2 separate regions of the Homo sapiens genome follow, and region 1 is linked to region 2. The links are chromatin loops, found by intact Hi-C in ENCODE. Cell type or tissue: Calu3. All regions are shown on one strand. Each heading gives the region's core, and the rest is flanking DNA. Links, peaks and the distances in the headings are about the cores only.

Region 1 (8,343 bases), core at 200-8,199, 100 kb after region 2:
CTAAGCATTGCTTTAGCTGCGTCCCATAAATTTTGATATGTTGTGTCTTCATTTTAATTAATCTCAAAATATTTTTGACTTTCCATTTTATTTCTTTTTCAACCCATTGATTATTTAGGCACGTGTTGTTTCGTTTTCACATATTTGTGAGTTTCTCAAAATTTTTCCTGTTACTGATTTCTAATTTCATTCCATGGTGGTCATATAATACACTTTGTATTATTTTTGTTGTTTTAAATTTACTGCAGTTGGTTTTATGGCTGAACATGTGCTCTATCCCGAAGAATGTTTTATGTGTACTTGGGAAGAATATCTATTCTGTTGTGGTTGGATGGAAGGTTCTATAAATATCCTTTAGGTCTAGTTGGTTTATAGTGTTATTCAAGCCTTCTATTTAATTGTTACTCTTCTGTCTAGTTGTTCTATTCATTATTCAAAGTGGGATAATAAAGTCTGCAGCTATTACTGTTGTTCATTTTTCTCTCCGTTTCTGTTAGTCTTTGTTTTGTGTATTTTGGTATTCTGCTATTATGTGCATATAGTTATAATTGTTATATCTACCTGATTGTTTGTCTCTTTTACGTTTATAAATTGTTCCTTTTATTTCTAGCTTTTTTGTTTTAAGGCATATTTTGTATGATAGTGGTATAGCACTCCAGTGTTCTTTTGATCGTAGTTTGCATGATATAACCATTTCTATCCTTTTGCTTTCAATTTATTAATACCTTTAAGTCTAAAGTGTGTCTCTAGTAGATAGCATATAGTTGAATTATGTTATTATGCAGTCTAACAATCTTTCCCTTTTGATTGGATTCTGTAATCCATTCACATTTAATGTTTTCATTGATATAGTTGTATTCATGTCTGTCATGAGTAAGAGGTACCTGGTAGGTATCCTCTGAAGAAAAGGTAAAGGAAGAGAGAAGTGTAAGTGATGTGGACCTTTGCCTTTATCTCATGCGAGTGACTTACATGTATATCTAGCATATGGTGAACTCTCGAGTACTTAGGATTATCAAAGGGGAGGGGAGAGGTCAACAGAACCAGGCACCAGCCACTTAGTGCAGTTATTCTAAGCTCAGTACTTACTGCATGAAATTGAGTAAGTGACTGTTCTTTTTGAGCCATAACTTCTTTATCTGTAAAGTAGATGTAGTATTACATACTTTGCAGGGTTGCTGTGAAAACTAAGTGCCCTGTTGTGTGCAATGGCATTTGGAACTAGGCCTAGCTTGTTGTATGTGCTCTCCACCCTTCTCCCTTTAGCGCTCCGCTTCGTGGAGGGATTTGAGACTATAGCATTGAATAGAGATTTAAAAAGTTTTGTGAGTGATCCAGTACCAATTTTAACACATATAGCAACTCTCAGTAACCATGCGCATTACACTCTTGTGTATCTTTATAAAGGAAAAATTCTACCATGTGTCACTTCGAATAAATAGTGTATAAGCCAAAGGGCCTGTCCGAAGAAAACCAGTGAGGATGCAGAACCTTGTTTAAATAAAACAAGATTCTAGATGGCTAGAAGTAGTGAAAACTAAACTAATAGTTCCAAAGTTCATGATAAATGAATTAGGAAAGTAATCAAAAAGGCTTAGCAAAGCAGTGCAGTCATTCTTCATCTTAATGAATCTCTTAAAGAGTAAATAAAAGGAGGAAGATGAAAGTAATTATTGACTGTGTACCTAGTTGTTGGAGCTGCTGGTATCTCCAAGGAATACAATTCATAAAGCTGAGGCTTTAAGTGAATATCCATATATATCATGCAGCTGCCTCAGAGCTGGGGAATGATATATCATGTTTACATAATGGGCGTATAAATACTTAGTTTAATGAACATGTCATGTAGAACTCCATCCCTCTGTCAAGACCGCTGAATTTATAGAGTGAGTTTCTTGGGTGTTAGGAGGGCTAGAGAGAACATGGCAGGAAGTGTCAGATGCTTGAGTTAGCTCTCATTTTAGCGATCCTTGCTGGGTAGAGAAGACTTTAAATTTCCCTGCCTGCTATTGAACAGCAAAAGAGTCAGAGGAGACGAATGAAGAAGAAAACATTATTGGCAAGTGTTCCATGAAAGGAAGAGGAATGATCCACAATATTATTATTGCTATGAGAAATGTAACAAATGTTCTTTCCGACTATATCGGAAAGGTATATATGGGTCAGAGGGTGGGTTTGCTGGTGCAGATTTTATTTGAGTCAACCCAATAGAATACTATTAGAGCTGGGAAATTCCTGTTCATTTTAATGATGAATAAAGAATATGCAGATTAGCCGGGTCATTTGGACTGACACAACAATTAAGTCATCTTGTCCAATAAGTTGTATAATAACTCTGATTATATAATGATCACATTACTTTACAAAGCGGGTGGGGATCAGAGCAGGAGGAGACCACACAATACTTAGGGGCTGGTTGCAGTAAAGTTCTGGATAAAAGGTAATGTGTGGGCCGGGCGCGGAGGCTCACGCCTGTAATCCCAGCACTTTGGGAGGCTGAGGCGGGCGGATCACGAGGTCAGGAGATCGAGACCATCCTGGCTAAAACGGTGAAACCCCGTCTCTACTAAACACACACACACACACAAATTAGCCGGGCGTGGTGGCAGGTGCCTGTGGTCCCAGCTCCTCGGGAGGCTGAGGCGGGAGAATGGCGGGAACCCGGGGGGCGGAGCTTGCAGTGAGCCAAGATGGCGCCACTGCACTCCAGCCTGGGAGACAGCGAGACTCCGTCTCAAAACAAACAAACAAACAAACAAACAAACAAAAAGGTAATGTGTCCAGGATGAAGCAAGACACCAGTCAGCAGTTGAAAGTTCCAGAACAGAGAGAAGATCTGTTGAAGCAGATTGCTGGGGCCCCAGTCAAACAGAATTCTAGTTCCAGCCCACTTTTTAGTGTGGGCATATCCAGCTGTGTTGAGGATATTGGAGTCCTGACTGTAGCTGTTTTAGGAGCTCAAGTTGCAGACACTTGACTAGTTTCTCTCCTCACCTCCTGGAGAAGGCGAGGTGCTAAATATCCAACAGATTTGGTTAGAATTGACACAAAGATTGAATGTAACTACTTTTTTCCAGCTGAAGCTCTTTAGGGCCTGATACTGAGCAGGGCTGAGCAAGGCTGAGATTGACATACTCTTTGTGTAAGTGTGGTGGAAATGACAAATGTGTGGCCCAAGGCCGCCTTTCGGTTTGCAGATACAACTGATATTTACGGAGCCTCTTGTCGTCTGCCATTTAGGTTATGTCTAGACAGAAAAATAAGCCCGAAGAACAGTCAATCCAAAACTTCAGACATTTTCATAGCGGAATTGAATCAACTGTAATCAAATAGATATCTTATGTTTAAACCAATCCTAAAATGACCTTCCTCTAAAAATAAAGAACCGTTCTGAAAAAGGTCAATTCTGTTGTATTGTGTGGTCAAGGTCTAAAATATTTGCCTCTTAAAATCTTTTCTAAAAGAATGTTACAGGGATGGTCACTAGGAAAACCTGCCTCTTCCTGTTGCTTCCTTGAGTCAGAACTATTATACTGTGGTAACATGGAGCCCATGATAGCAAAAGCTTGCCCCCTGATTTCTAGGAAAGCTTCTAGACCACATCCTCTTTAGCCTCCAGTCTATGGCGAAAGCTACACCTAGTTTGTTAATCACCAGGAAAACCATGTTCTTTCTTTAGAATCTCTAAAGATATGACAATGGAAAAAGTGTGAACTACGTTTAATTTTGTTTGCTGATCTTTAATAAATGAGTTAATCAATATGTGTAATCTTTTCCCAGCTTTGCTAAACGTTCAGAAAATTTGAACAGTTAATATTGCCTTACTAGAGGAGATTTCTATGAAAAAATTCTATTTTTTCCCCCAAATTAAAATTATGATGGCACATTAAAGGGAAATATACTACACATTGTGGGTGTCTAAACTCTAGGGACTACAATTTTGGCCAAGATTGAATTTCTACTTATACATAATTTGCTATTATATTCTGTTATAGTGGGTAAATCTTTAAGATAAGGGACAGAAGGAGGAAAGAGAGAATATGATTATAGTTTATATGCTGTAACAACATATTTCTTATTGTTAACTAAATTAGATCCAGATATTTAAAATAATTAGTGTTGAATGATGTAAAACATTCAGCTGTAGAGTTTACACTTTTTTATCTCAAATCGGTATCATTACATTCATATTTTGCAATGTGAAATTCCTTAAATTTAAGATAAACATAATGAAATTCTGACCATTTTCAATAAACCCTATACATTTTCCTGTACTTTGATCATATATTGCTCTCTCTATAGTAAATTCAAAGTTTGGTTTAGTGGAAAGGGTGTTGGTCTTGCAGTTAGAGTATCTGGCTTTGAATCCAGATAGGTCTACCTATTAAGTATGTAAACTTACAAGGGTTAATTTATTTAATCCTGTCAAGTCTCAGTTCTCTCATCTGTAAAACAGAAACAATAATAATTTCCTCACTAGGTAATAATGGATATGGACTTCGAAAGCAACTAGACTAGTGTCGATGCTTGCTAGTGCCTGTCTGTAAAACAGAAACAATAATAATTTCCTCACTAGGTAATAATGGATATGGACTTCGAAAGCAACTAGACTAGTGTCGATGCTCGCTAGTGCCTCCATGTGGTGGATGGATGGATGGCTGTTCCAGGTGACCTTGAAAGTCATACCCAACTTTAGTTTCTTTGACCAGTGGGTTATAAAGGGTCCTTTGCACTGTTTTTCATTCAACTCACATACTATTGGGCATGTACTAGGTATCAGTTACTCAGCTGTGTCCTTGGTGGGTACGTATGGGGGACGTGAGCACATGGGGAAAAGGAATACATTCGCCTCTCTTCTGCCTTGCTTCCTTGCCTTCACTGTGTACTGTCACCTTCCAGCTCATCCAGAACTTGTCCCTTGTCTCTGTCTCCATTGACTGTGTCCAGCGTCCTGTACTTTTTAGGACCCATTCCCCATCTTCTGAGGTTTTTTGGAGGGTAAATGAATTAATACAATCAAACACTTAGAGCAGTTTCCTGGCATTAAGTAAATGCTCCACAGTTTTAGTTATTATTGTTATCTGCTCATTTCTCCTGAGCTGTGGTGTATTCTACTGGGTTGGTCACCTTCTATTCAGGTTCCTTCTGGGCAAGAAGTTCCCTCACTGTCTGTGAGGAATACAAGAAAGATGAGAGCAAGGATAAGAGTGTTGGTATTTAGGTTAAAAACATTGAGTATGACCTTTGTAAGATAAGAAACTGCAGAGTTATCCACAGGACAAGCATATCTTATGTGATAAAATGTTGACTTAAAAAGTATTATTTATAATTTTTCATAAGTTTTATTTATTTGTCATACTTTTCATATTTCTAAGTTTTACAATGTATATAAGATATCAAAAAATGAAAAAGACTACAGAGAAAAGCATCCATGCACATCACATATCTTCTGCATTCTGTAAACAACTCAGTTTACTTCCAACAATTGCATCAGAAAATTTCTTACCAAGGAAGAGTGACCTTTAAAAGGAAAGACCTGACAACCAGAAAAACTACACACCATTTACAGAGGGATTCAGTGGAATTTACTTCCTCTGTTTCCCTGGCCCCTGGAGGAAATTATTCATTCTGGAAGGGCACAGTTGATTGAGGAAGAAAGACACTCAGATAGAAAGAGACAATGCTTTTGAACTGTGTTTTTGGGAGAGACCTTTAGATTCTCATCTATAAAGGGAGGCATTTGGACCAGGTTATTTTAAAGGAGCAGGTCAAACAAGGTGAGCTGTGCTGTGCTAAGCTACACATATTTGTGCCACTTAGGTAGAAATCATAAGGTTGTTACCAGACTGCAAATGCCTAGCTAGATGAGTCCAAGAACTTCAGCTGACTAGTTCTTGAATGCACGGTACATAGCCCAATACCTGGCCAGTCTTCTGTGTTCTGTCTATTACACCTGCAGAGAGATACTTCAGAAGAGATGTTTTACCTTGCAGGAGTGTGGTGAGGGGGCAAGTGAGGTAATGCATTTAGATGTACTTAGAAAGCTGAAAGATCGTTTTCCCCTTTAGAGTTATAAAATGAAGGAACTAAAGATAGAGTGAAGATATTTCTTTGATTTTGAGAAATCTAGAGCTGGAAGAAAATGTAAGCATAATCCAGTGCAGCCTACTCATTTACAATGGTAGGAGCAGTTCTAGAGGTAAAGTGACTAGCCAGTAAGGTAGCTGGTGGCTGGCAGATAATAGAAAGCAGAAGTTCACAGTTCTGAATTCATGAACCTGCAGTTTTGATCCGTTAATATCAATATTCATAAAAGATCATAAAGAGACATAAAGCAAAAGAGGTTACCTGCACCAATATAACACCCAAGGCCATTGTGATATTTGCACTTGAAAATTTCAACTAAATAAGTAATAGACATTTTATAAAAGAAAGCTATATTGCAAGTCAGGCTTTTTTTTCATAAAACAGTGGAAATATAAGTTTAAATATGGGAATAGTTCTATGCATCTTTTAGTTGGTGACTCTTGATCTACCATGGGAGGCTTTGTACAGAAATTGCATTTATTTCCCCTCATTGAGTTAATGTGCATATATGCAGAGCACAATTTAGTAGTAATAAACAAGGTCTTCGTTTGGTAGTAATGAACCAGGTCTTTGGTTTATTTCTTTTTTTTTTTTTTTTTTTTGAGACAGAGTTTCACTTTTGTTGCCTGGGCTGAAGTGCAGTGGCACGATCTCAGCCACTGCAACATCCGCCTCCCGGGTTCAAGGGATTATCCTGCCTTAGCATCCCAAGTAGTTGGGATTACAGGCACCCACCACCACACCTGGCTAAATTTTGTATTTTTAGTAGAGATGGGGTTTCACCATGTTGGCCAGGCTGGTCTCGAACTCCTGACCTCAGGTGATCTGCCATTCTTGGTCTTCCCAAAATGCTGGGATTACAGGCGTGGGACACCACACCAGACTGGTTTCTTTCGTTTTTAATGACTATATCTAGCTCTTTGTTTACCAATGTACCAATGTGTATTTTCAGCCCAAATCATTAGAAGTTTAAACATATTTACTTCTTATAGTTGCAACTTTTAAGTGAAATGTTTGAGAATATCTTTGATTATCGGACTCAGAAGGGATTCTATAAGCTCAGAAAAATGCAAAAAATCTGCTCATGTTGTATGTGTGGATGTCTTTAGGATAATCTGAATTTTCAAAATTTATCCACAGGTAATTAGCGTTGGTGTTCATCATCTCTACGGAGTCTTTGCAGTGGGGATGGTTTGAGTGGGAACTGGCAATGTGGCAGTTAGCAGGTGAGTACTCCGAGAGACCAGATAGAAGCAGAAAAAAATAAGAAGGGTTAAGCACACTTTTCACATATATCTTTAAAAATAATGGTCTATTCTTATACATGCTCATTTTAGAACATTTAGAAAATACCAAAAAGCACAAAGAAAAAAAGGAAAACAAATCCTGCAATCCTGTTATTCAGAGATAACAACCATTACCAGTTTAGTATGTAGGACCTCCAGACTGTTTTTTAAAAAATATGTTTAAACAATATGTATAAAGAAAAATGAAATCTTACTGTCTTATAATCAGTCTTCTCTACCTACAATACCATAATTATATTTTATATAATTAAATACAACATATGCTTTCAGTCACATATTGAAAAAAAGATTTCTGAGGATCATTCGAACCAAATACCACGTATAAAGACTTCATTTGTAAAGTGTCTTAAATTGTTTAATTCCTATCAAGCTCCCACCTTGCACTGTGCGAGGGATATAAGAGATTTTACAGTGATGATTTTTTTGTAATGCAGTACTAACAGATACATTTTTGAGGATAATTGTTTGGATTTTTGCAGGGAACTTGTGGTTTTTAAACCTACAGCACTGGTTCTCAGAAATACTTGTAATTTAAAAGTAACAAATCTTCTTCCCAGAAATATTCCCTATATGTTTTTCCTTCATAAGGTGAGGAGAAGTAGGGATTTTAGAACTTCTGGACAATGCATTTTATAAGACAGTGTAATAAAGTTAGCTAGATTGTGATGGGGTGGTGTCTTCTTCGCCTCAAGGAGAAATATATTTTGAGCATAGATAATTTTTAAATAGCTAAGGCCATGGGCAAACCATTTAATAACATTCTCTATAGAAAAAGAGAATTCTGTTTATAGAAATGAATCTCAAGATATTCTGGGCCATTAGGTCGGTCCATGAAGAGTAGAGAAGGGTGGGGATTCTAGAGAATTGGGATACTTTATTTACCCCTGAGGTTCAAATTTGGTGTTGTGGCCATTATTGAGAGTATCCAAAATAAAAAGAATGGGTACAC
Region 2 (8,343 bases), core at 187-8,186:
GGCCTGGCAAAGCTATCTCTTTCCTTCCTTTTGTAGGTCTTTTTCTGATCCTGAAGAGATTAACTAAGAGGCTAGCACCTTTTAAGTTCTGAATATAAAACATTTGCCATCAATTGCCTCTAAGGGCGGCCACCTATGAGACTTCATCTACATAATAAGAACCTTGGTCTCCACAACCCCTTTTTTCAGCTCAGACACTCCTTTCTGTTGATCCCAAGTCTTTAGAGAATAGCTTAATTCTTTCAATGCAATCACCAATCAGAAAATCTTTGATTCTACCTATGACCTGGAAGCCCCCACTGGAAGTTGCCCCATCTTTCTGGACCAAACCAGTGTATACCTCACAGGTATTGATTGATGGCTTACATCTCCCTAAAACACCAAGCTCTGACCGGGCGTGGTGGCTCATGCCTGTAATCCCAGCACTTTGGGAGGCCAAGGCGGGCAAATCACGAGGTCAGGAGTTCGAGACCAGCCTGGCCAACATGGTGAAACCCCGTCTCTATTAAAAAATACAAAAAATTAGCTGGGCACAGTGGCAGGTGCCTGTAATCCCAGCTACTCGGGAGGCTGAGGCAGGAGAATCATTTGAACCTGGGAGGCAGAGGTTGCAGTGAGCTGAGATTGTGCCACTGCCCTCCAGCCTAGATGACAGAGTGAGACTCCATCTCAAAAAACAAACAAAAAAACAAACACCAAGCTCTAACCCAACCACCTTGGGCACATGCCCTCAGGACCCCTTGAGACTTGGTCTTGGGCTTTAGTCACTCATATTGGGTTCATAATAAACCTTTTTAAATCTTTTACAGTTTGACTCTCTTTGTTGACACTCAATTGCCTTCAGCTCAAAATAATTCTTATGCCACAGTGGCATATTTTGGGGTGGCATAGTCTGACATACAATACCCCAAACAAAAACTGTCTGTGATAGTCTATAAAAACCAACTATTTAGGCAGGAGGCCCAGAGTACCAAGACAAATGGGGAATGTAGGTCCCCTACACACCTTCACACTGCATAAGGGGAAGACAGCCCAGGTAGCTCATTCTATCCAATGTAGGAGATAAAATTCTCTAAAAAGCCATTCTGGGTTGGAGAAGTTTCAAAGATGGTTTTTGCCTCCAATTTCTGGGTACATCTCTGACCTTTAATATTGCTAAGTATGTTAAGAACAAGAAGAAAAGTCAATGCCCTTTCTTTCCCTCTCCTCATTTTCTTCTTTTGGTTTTTCAGAATAAATTGAGGTGGGAGAGAAATAAACTCCTTGGTTTCTAAGCAGTGCAAGGAAAAACCTGCCTGTGGCAGAGTAAATGATAAAGAACCTTAGTTCTGTATTTGAAATGTAAATCAAATACTCTCGGTAGTCAGTCCTTTTAATCATCTAGTGATAATTATCCAAAACAGAACCAAAACTTCAACACCATGAGCATACAACATTCTCAAATTCTTAATCTGGACCACTTTTTTGACTAATGAAGCTTAAATTTTTATTATCCTCTTTAGGCTGGTTTATACTCTTGGCTCATATTGGTTTTATCCTTATCAAAGTTAGCAAGTAATTTTCATAACAAATGTACTCAAAGCATACCTCCCCATGTTATATTTGTGTAATTAAAAAATCCAATTTAAATGCAGAATTTTACATTTATTCTTATCTAATTTTTATTTTTTTTTATGACGTTGTTGGAAACCACTATTGGGGCTCAGAAAACAATACTCCAAAATGTGGTGCTTTGGCATGTGGAGTGCTTTCCACAAAGAAGACTGAAAGGCCTCAGAAATATGCCTCAGAGCCAAGATCTCTCTCTGACCTTCTCCTCCTCCCCCTTTCCCTTCTGAAGCATAGGCAGGGGCTCTTTCTGAAGTTCCCTTATCTGACTGAGGGAAGTTCATCCAGAAGGAATGCAATTGTATTAACCCCCCACCCCGGAATCTACATTCACCAGAGACAATTGATCATCTTGCAGGAGAGGAAACTAAAAGTCTTCACACCTAGGCCACCAAACTGACAGACTTTTCATCTATTCTTTCAACGATTCTTTTCAGGGATATTACTTGAGATGCTTTATCTGCATAAAAAGACAACCTTTGTTTGCAGTTCATCTCTGCCTTCACCATCTTCCCATAGCATGTCTCCACCTCCCACAGAACTCAGAGGAACTTGTCTCGAAGGGGCCCATTTATTTCCCCTAACAACCATTTCCTCTTCCTCGAAAATTGCTTAACCCCTTGCTCTACTCTACTCTATGAAGAGTGTATTTAAGCTTTAACTTTCTTGCCCTTCTTTGAGTATTATGTTTTCTGTGGCCCCTGTGCACACTGATAAATTTGTACGCCTTTTCTCCTGTTAATCTGTTTATTGTCAGTTTATTTCAGCAGACTTGATTAATGGAAACTTCAGAGGGAAAGCTTAAACTTCCCTATACCATCAGCATAATTTTGATATTGAGCCCATCAATCAACATACCAAGAAATCATTTGGCTTTTTATGAGAAGCTAATAAAAATATCTTCATCTGTCTTCATGTAGATAAAAAATTATAAAATGTTGAATGAGATAGGAACAAGGTTAAAACTCTGTGTGGCACAAAAGTCCTTCCTTTACTTTGGGGTATTTAGGTATATTTAGTTAGTTGACCCTCTGGGTACGTCATTAAGATGGCCAGCCACAAATCCATGCAATTCTGCTTTTATGAAGCCAAAATGTCAGTGTTTCAGCTACATGAGCCAATAAGCTCACACCTTAATGGAGAAGGTGTCTAAAATCAAGATGTATGATATAGACAGCATTCTCCCAGTACAATATTTCATTCTTAAATCTTAAGAGTGGTTTTTCTCATTTTCTCTATTATTTTTATGTGTTTTATTAAGCTATTTTGTCATTTAGTTTTCTATCCAAACTTCTTTATTGTCATTACTCTCTGCTCTATTATCTCTTTGAGTCATTATGAATGGACTACATCATTGCAGATGTGCTAATACATAAAAAAAGTAAGGAAATGATTACTTATTGACTATTTGGATGTGAATTAAGAACCATACCTCTTCGGCGTTAAGCTTGAATCGTTCTTAACAATCAAATATTAGCTTTCCAAAGATACCATAGCAAAACATTATTTTCATCTTCAAAATATTAATCAAAAGAAATGAAGAAATTGTTTGATTTAATTTTCTCCTGTTGAGCTATAACTTGTGGGATTTTAGCCTATAGGTGAAATAATAAGAAAAGATCAGGCACAAAGAGATGGCAGGATGCTAGAAATTCTAAATGGTTTTAATAAAATCTGATGATCTGTCACATCAGGTGCTGTGAATCAATTGCAGACAGAAAAAAAAGATAAGCAAAAGGCAAACACAGAGGTATGTTGTTTAATAACAAAGGATGGGTTTGGCAGAGGGCAGACTGCATTTGCTGCTCTCAGGCGGGGGGAAGATGAAGTAGACTTTTCTTTGTAGAAAGAGAAAATGGATCTTTTCTACCTTGATAGAAGTCTGCAGATCTGGGTATGTCCTCAACTTTTGTCTGATACCTTAGCCCTGTTGACCTGAAATAGAGCCTGCCTGGGATGTACTGGCAGAGCTCCTTTCCTCATACTTTCAGTATAATTCTGACAGAGAAATTCTGAATCACTATCTTAGGATTCTAAGGAATGTATAAGGAAGTCACACCGGTTAGACTACAGAACTAGAATTCTTTTAGATGACGGGAGGCCAGCTATATAATTATACCATTTCTGAATCAGAATTGACATTCAGATTATTTAGTCCAGCCCCTTTATTTTTGGAGCTCGATGATATATTCAACTGTGGGGTAGGATTTTCAATTTTGAAGATAATTTGGATAGTATGAAAGCTCTAGGAACCAAGGTTATAGAGTGTGGAATTATAGACAATGGAAACCCAGACAGTGGGAGGGTGGGAGGGGGTGAAGCATGAGAAATTACTTAATGGGTTTAATGCATGATATTTGGGTGATGGTTACACTAAAAGCCTAGAGTTTACCACTACACAATATATTCATGTAACAAAACTGCACTTGTAACCCTTAAATTTATACAAAGGAAAAACAAAGCTGTATGTGTCAAGGTGAAACATTTAATAAACAGTATTTACAAGTTTCATTATGACAATAATAATAGTGAACATTCACTAAGTGCCATGCACTGTCCTCAACACTTGGCATAGATTAGCTCATTTAGTCCTAACAATTAACATTGGAGATGGGTATAATTTTCATTTCCCATTTTACAGAGGGAGAAAAGAGGCACAGAAAGAGAATTTGCTTAACAACTGAGACATGAAAGCGCCCTGGATTTAAACCCAATAACTTTATCTCTAGAGCTTGCAGCACTTAACCACGATGCTGTCCTCCTCTCAGGACCGTAGAGAGATAAAGCAACCACAAATTTGTTGTGTAAACTGTTAGCTGAAAGTCACTAAATTAGGTATATGTAATTAAGGATGCTATGTCATTAGTAGTTCTGTATTGATAACAAAAATGCTGGGGTTGTCAAATTTAAATACTATCCCCAGAAGGTTTGGAGTTGTATAATTTAAAAATGTGTCTAATCTTTGTCCTAGGTTACTGGCATGGAGCGTCTAACACCATGGGAACTTTTCAAGTGGTAGAAGCATCTTTGTTATTCTTGAGCCTCTTGGGTCACCCCTGAGTTTATGCAAATGAGGTGGTTCACCGTGGGCCCCTAGGTAGCTTCAGGAGGGGAGCTGCTCACCAGAAAGGACAACTATGTGATTAAAGAGTTGAGATGTGGAGTCAGCCTGACCCCTGAGGAGGAACAGAGGGCTGGAGATCAACTTCAGTCATGTGGCCAATTATTTAATGAATCATCTCTATGTAATGTAACTCCAGCAAAAACTCTGGAAACCGAAGCTCAGTGGTGCTTTCTGGCTGGTGAATGCACAGATGTTCTGGGAGGGTGATGGGCACTGATTCCATGAACACAGGGCAGAGAAACTCTGTACTTGAGACCCCCCTACACTTTATTCTATGTGTGTCTTTATTTAAGTGTTCCCAAGTTATATCCTTTATAATAAAATTGTGATCATAAATATAATGCCTTCTAAAGTTTCGTGAGCCACTCTAGTGAGTTAGCGGGATTGTGGAAATCACCCAGAACTGGAGCCAGCTGATATGAAGTGAAGGCAGTCTTGTTGTGGACTCTGCCCTGTAACTTTGGGGTCTCTGCTAACTCCAGGTGGTTAGTGCCATAATTGAATTGCAATACACCAGTTGAGGTCAAAACAGAATAAGGGTGAATAAAGGTAAAAATTTATCATGACTTCCTCACACCTGGCAACAAAGCTAAGACTTTATGTCATTAAAATATTGCAGGCAAACATGTGGAGGGCTGCAGAAGATGACCTTGGTCTTGACTTCCTCCTGAAGAATGTATGTGTATGTGTAAGTGCATGGTATGCATGTGTATATGAAATTGGAATATCTTGAATTACATAAAGGCAGCCCTCATTTTATTGCCCTTCACTTTATTGTATTTTGCAGTACTTTTAAAAAAAAATTGAAGGTTTGTGGCAACCCTGCGTTGAGCAAGTCTGTCAGTGCTCTTTTCCCACAGCAGGAATTGTTTTTTTTCTTTTTTCTTTTTTTTTTTTTGAGACGGAGTTTTGCTCTTGTTGCCCAGGCTGGAGTGCAATGGTGTGATCTCAGCTCATTGCAACCTCCGCCTCCTGGGTTCAAGTGATTCTCCTGCCTCAGCCCCCTGAGTAGCTGGAGTTACAGGCATGCGCCAAGTGGTCAGTGATTTTTGATGTTACTATTATAATTGTTTTGGGGTGCCATGAACTGCATCCATATAAGATGGCAAATGTAATCAATAAATGTGTGTGTTCTGACTGCTCCAGCAACCAGCTGTTCCTCCATGTCTTTCACTTTCCTTAGGCCTCTCTGTTCCCCAAGACAAACAGTGTAGAAATTAAACCAAATAATACCTTACAATGATGGTCTCTCAGTGAAAGGAAGAGTCACGTGTCTCTCACTTTAAATCAAAAGCCAGAGAAATAATTAAGCTTAGTGAGGAAGAAATGTTGAAAGTCAACATAGGCTGAAAGATAGGCCTCTTGCATCAAATAGTCAGCCAAGATGTGAATGCAAAGGAAAAGTTCTTGAAGGAAATTAAATGTACTCCTCCAATGAACACACCAACGATAAGAAAACAAAACAGCTTTATTGCTGACATGGAGAACGTTTGTGTGGTCTCGATAGATCAAACCAGCCATAACATTTCCTTAATCCAAAGTCTAATTCAGAGCAAGGCCCTAGCTCTTTTCAATTCTGTGAAAGCTGAGAAAGGTGAGCAAGATGCAGAAGAAAAGTTGGAAACTAGCAGAGGTTTGTTCATAACAAAAGTGCAAGATAAGGCAGCAAGTGCTGATGTAGAAGCTGCAGCAAGTTATCCAGATCTAACTAAGATCCTTGATGAAGTTGGCCACACTAAACCACAGATTTTCAGTGTAAATGAAACAGATCTCTATTGAAAAAATATTTTGACTTTTAAGTCTTATTATTTAAGAAATACATTTTGTAAGGCTGTAGCTGCCATAGAGAGCGAGTCCTCTGATAGATCTGGGCAAAGTCCATTGAAAACCTTCTGGAAAGGACTCATCATTCTCAATGCTATAAAGGACAACTATGTGATTCATGAGAGGAGGTTAAAATAGCAATTCCAACCCTCGTGGGAGGCTTGAGGGGTTCAATACTTCAGTAGAGGAAGTCACTGCAGATGTGGTGGAAATAGCAAGAGAACTAGAATTAGAAGTGGAGCCTGAAGATACGACTGAATTCCTGCAATTTCATCATCAAACTTTAACAAATACAAGTTGCTTCTCATGAATGAGCCAAGAAATTGGTTTCTTGAGATGGAATCTACTGGTGAAGATGCTGTGAATGTTGTTGAAATGACAAAAAAGAATTTAGAATATTACATCAACTTACTTGATAAAGCAGCAGCAGGGTTGAGAGGATTGACCCCAATTTCAAAAGAAGTTCCGCTGGGGATAAAATGCCATCAAATAGCATCACATGCTACAGAGAAATCTTTCATGAAAGGAAGAGTCAATCGATGCGTAAACTTCACTGTTGTTTTATTTTAAGGAATATTCATAGCCACCCCAACCTTCAATAACCACCAACATGATCAGTTAGCAGCCATCAACATCAAGACAAGATCCTCCACTGGCAAAGACTACAACTTGCTTAAGGCTCAGATGATCATTAGTATTTTTTAGCAATAAAGTATTTTAAAATTAAGGTATGTACACTTTTTAGACCTAATGGTATTGCACACTTAGTAGATTACAGTATAGTGGAAACATAATTTTTATATGTACTGATAAACCAAAAAAAGTGTGTGACTCACTTTATTGCAGTGGTCTGGAACTAAACCTGCAATATCCCTGAGGTATGTGTGTAAGTAATTAGAATCTCTGATTAGACACAAAGAACTTACCAAGAAAAGAGAATCTAGAAATGTTTTATTGACTTAAAGTCTTCCTTTTTCATAGTAAAATCATAAACACTTAGGCAGGAAGGAGCTTATGATATCACTGAACTCAGTCTCTGAATTTTACTGATGAGGACGTTGAAGTCCATAGATTCAGATTTGATAATTCATCTAAGGTTACATGTTTAATCAGGATGAGGGTGGAACTTGATTCCAGACTGCTCCAAAGCTGGTCTGTAATCTAGCCTTGATGTTTTCTAGCTGAAAACACTAAACGAGAAGTTGTGCATATAAACATTTATGTAGTTTTACTTTGTGTTTTTTTTTTTTTTTTTCTGAGATGAAGTTTCACTCTTGTTGCCTAGGCTGGAGTGCAATGGTGTGATCTCGGCTCACTGCAACCTCTGCCTCCTGGTTCAAGTGATTCTCCTGCCTCAGCCTCCCAAGGAGCTGGGATTACAAGCATGCACCACCATGCCTGGCGAATTTGGTATTTTTACTAGAAATGGGGGTTCTCCATGTTGGTCAGGCTGGTCTCGAACTCCTGACCTGAGGTGATCTGGCCACCTCGGCCTCCCAAAGTGCTGGGATTACAGGCATGAGCCACCACGCCTGGCCTGTAGTTTTACTTTGTGTGTAATTTGGCAAGAAATATCATTCTTATTGAAAATTTCAAACACCACAGAGGTATCCAGAATAAGTATCAAAGCTCCTTTTTCCCACAGTAGCCACAATTCTCTGTGAGAAAGTCATTTTTACAGTTGGGTATGTATTCTTCCAAACCTTTCCCCAGGCTTTCACATATAAACAACAACTAGTTTGGGTAGAAGCACTTTTCCATAAAAAGTTCATGAATACATATTGTTC

Evidence for each region. Peaks named below come from ENCODE experiments on the same cell type or tissue, not always from the same donor. Only the 100,000 strongest peaks of a DNase experiment are listed, where the experiment ranks them.
Region 1: a loop joins it to region 2, with 2.6 times the contacts of the local background. A loop is called at or near these places in 1 of 110 quality-filtered maps.

Annotation. Positions count from the first base shown.
Region 1 is chr18:2,334,040-2,342,382 of GRCh38, reverse strand. No RefSeq gene overlaps it. Among named protein-coding and RNA genes, the nearest start is that of METTL4, 230 kb to the left of the region's middle. In Calu3, for the core only: a CTCF peak has its summit at 4,627; a DNase peak (open chromatin) is centred at 4,632.
Region 2 is chr18:2,438,230-2,446,572 of GRCh38, reverse strand. No RefSeq gene overlaps it. Among named protein-coding and RNA genes, the nearest start is that of METTL4, 130 kb to the left of the region's middle. In Calu3, for the core only: no CTCF peak of the experiment used is centred there; a DNase peak (open chromatin) is centred at 3,502.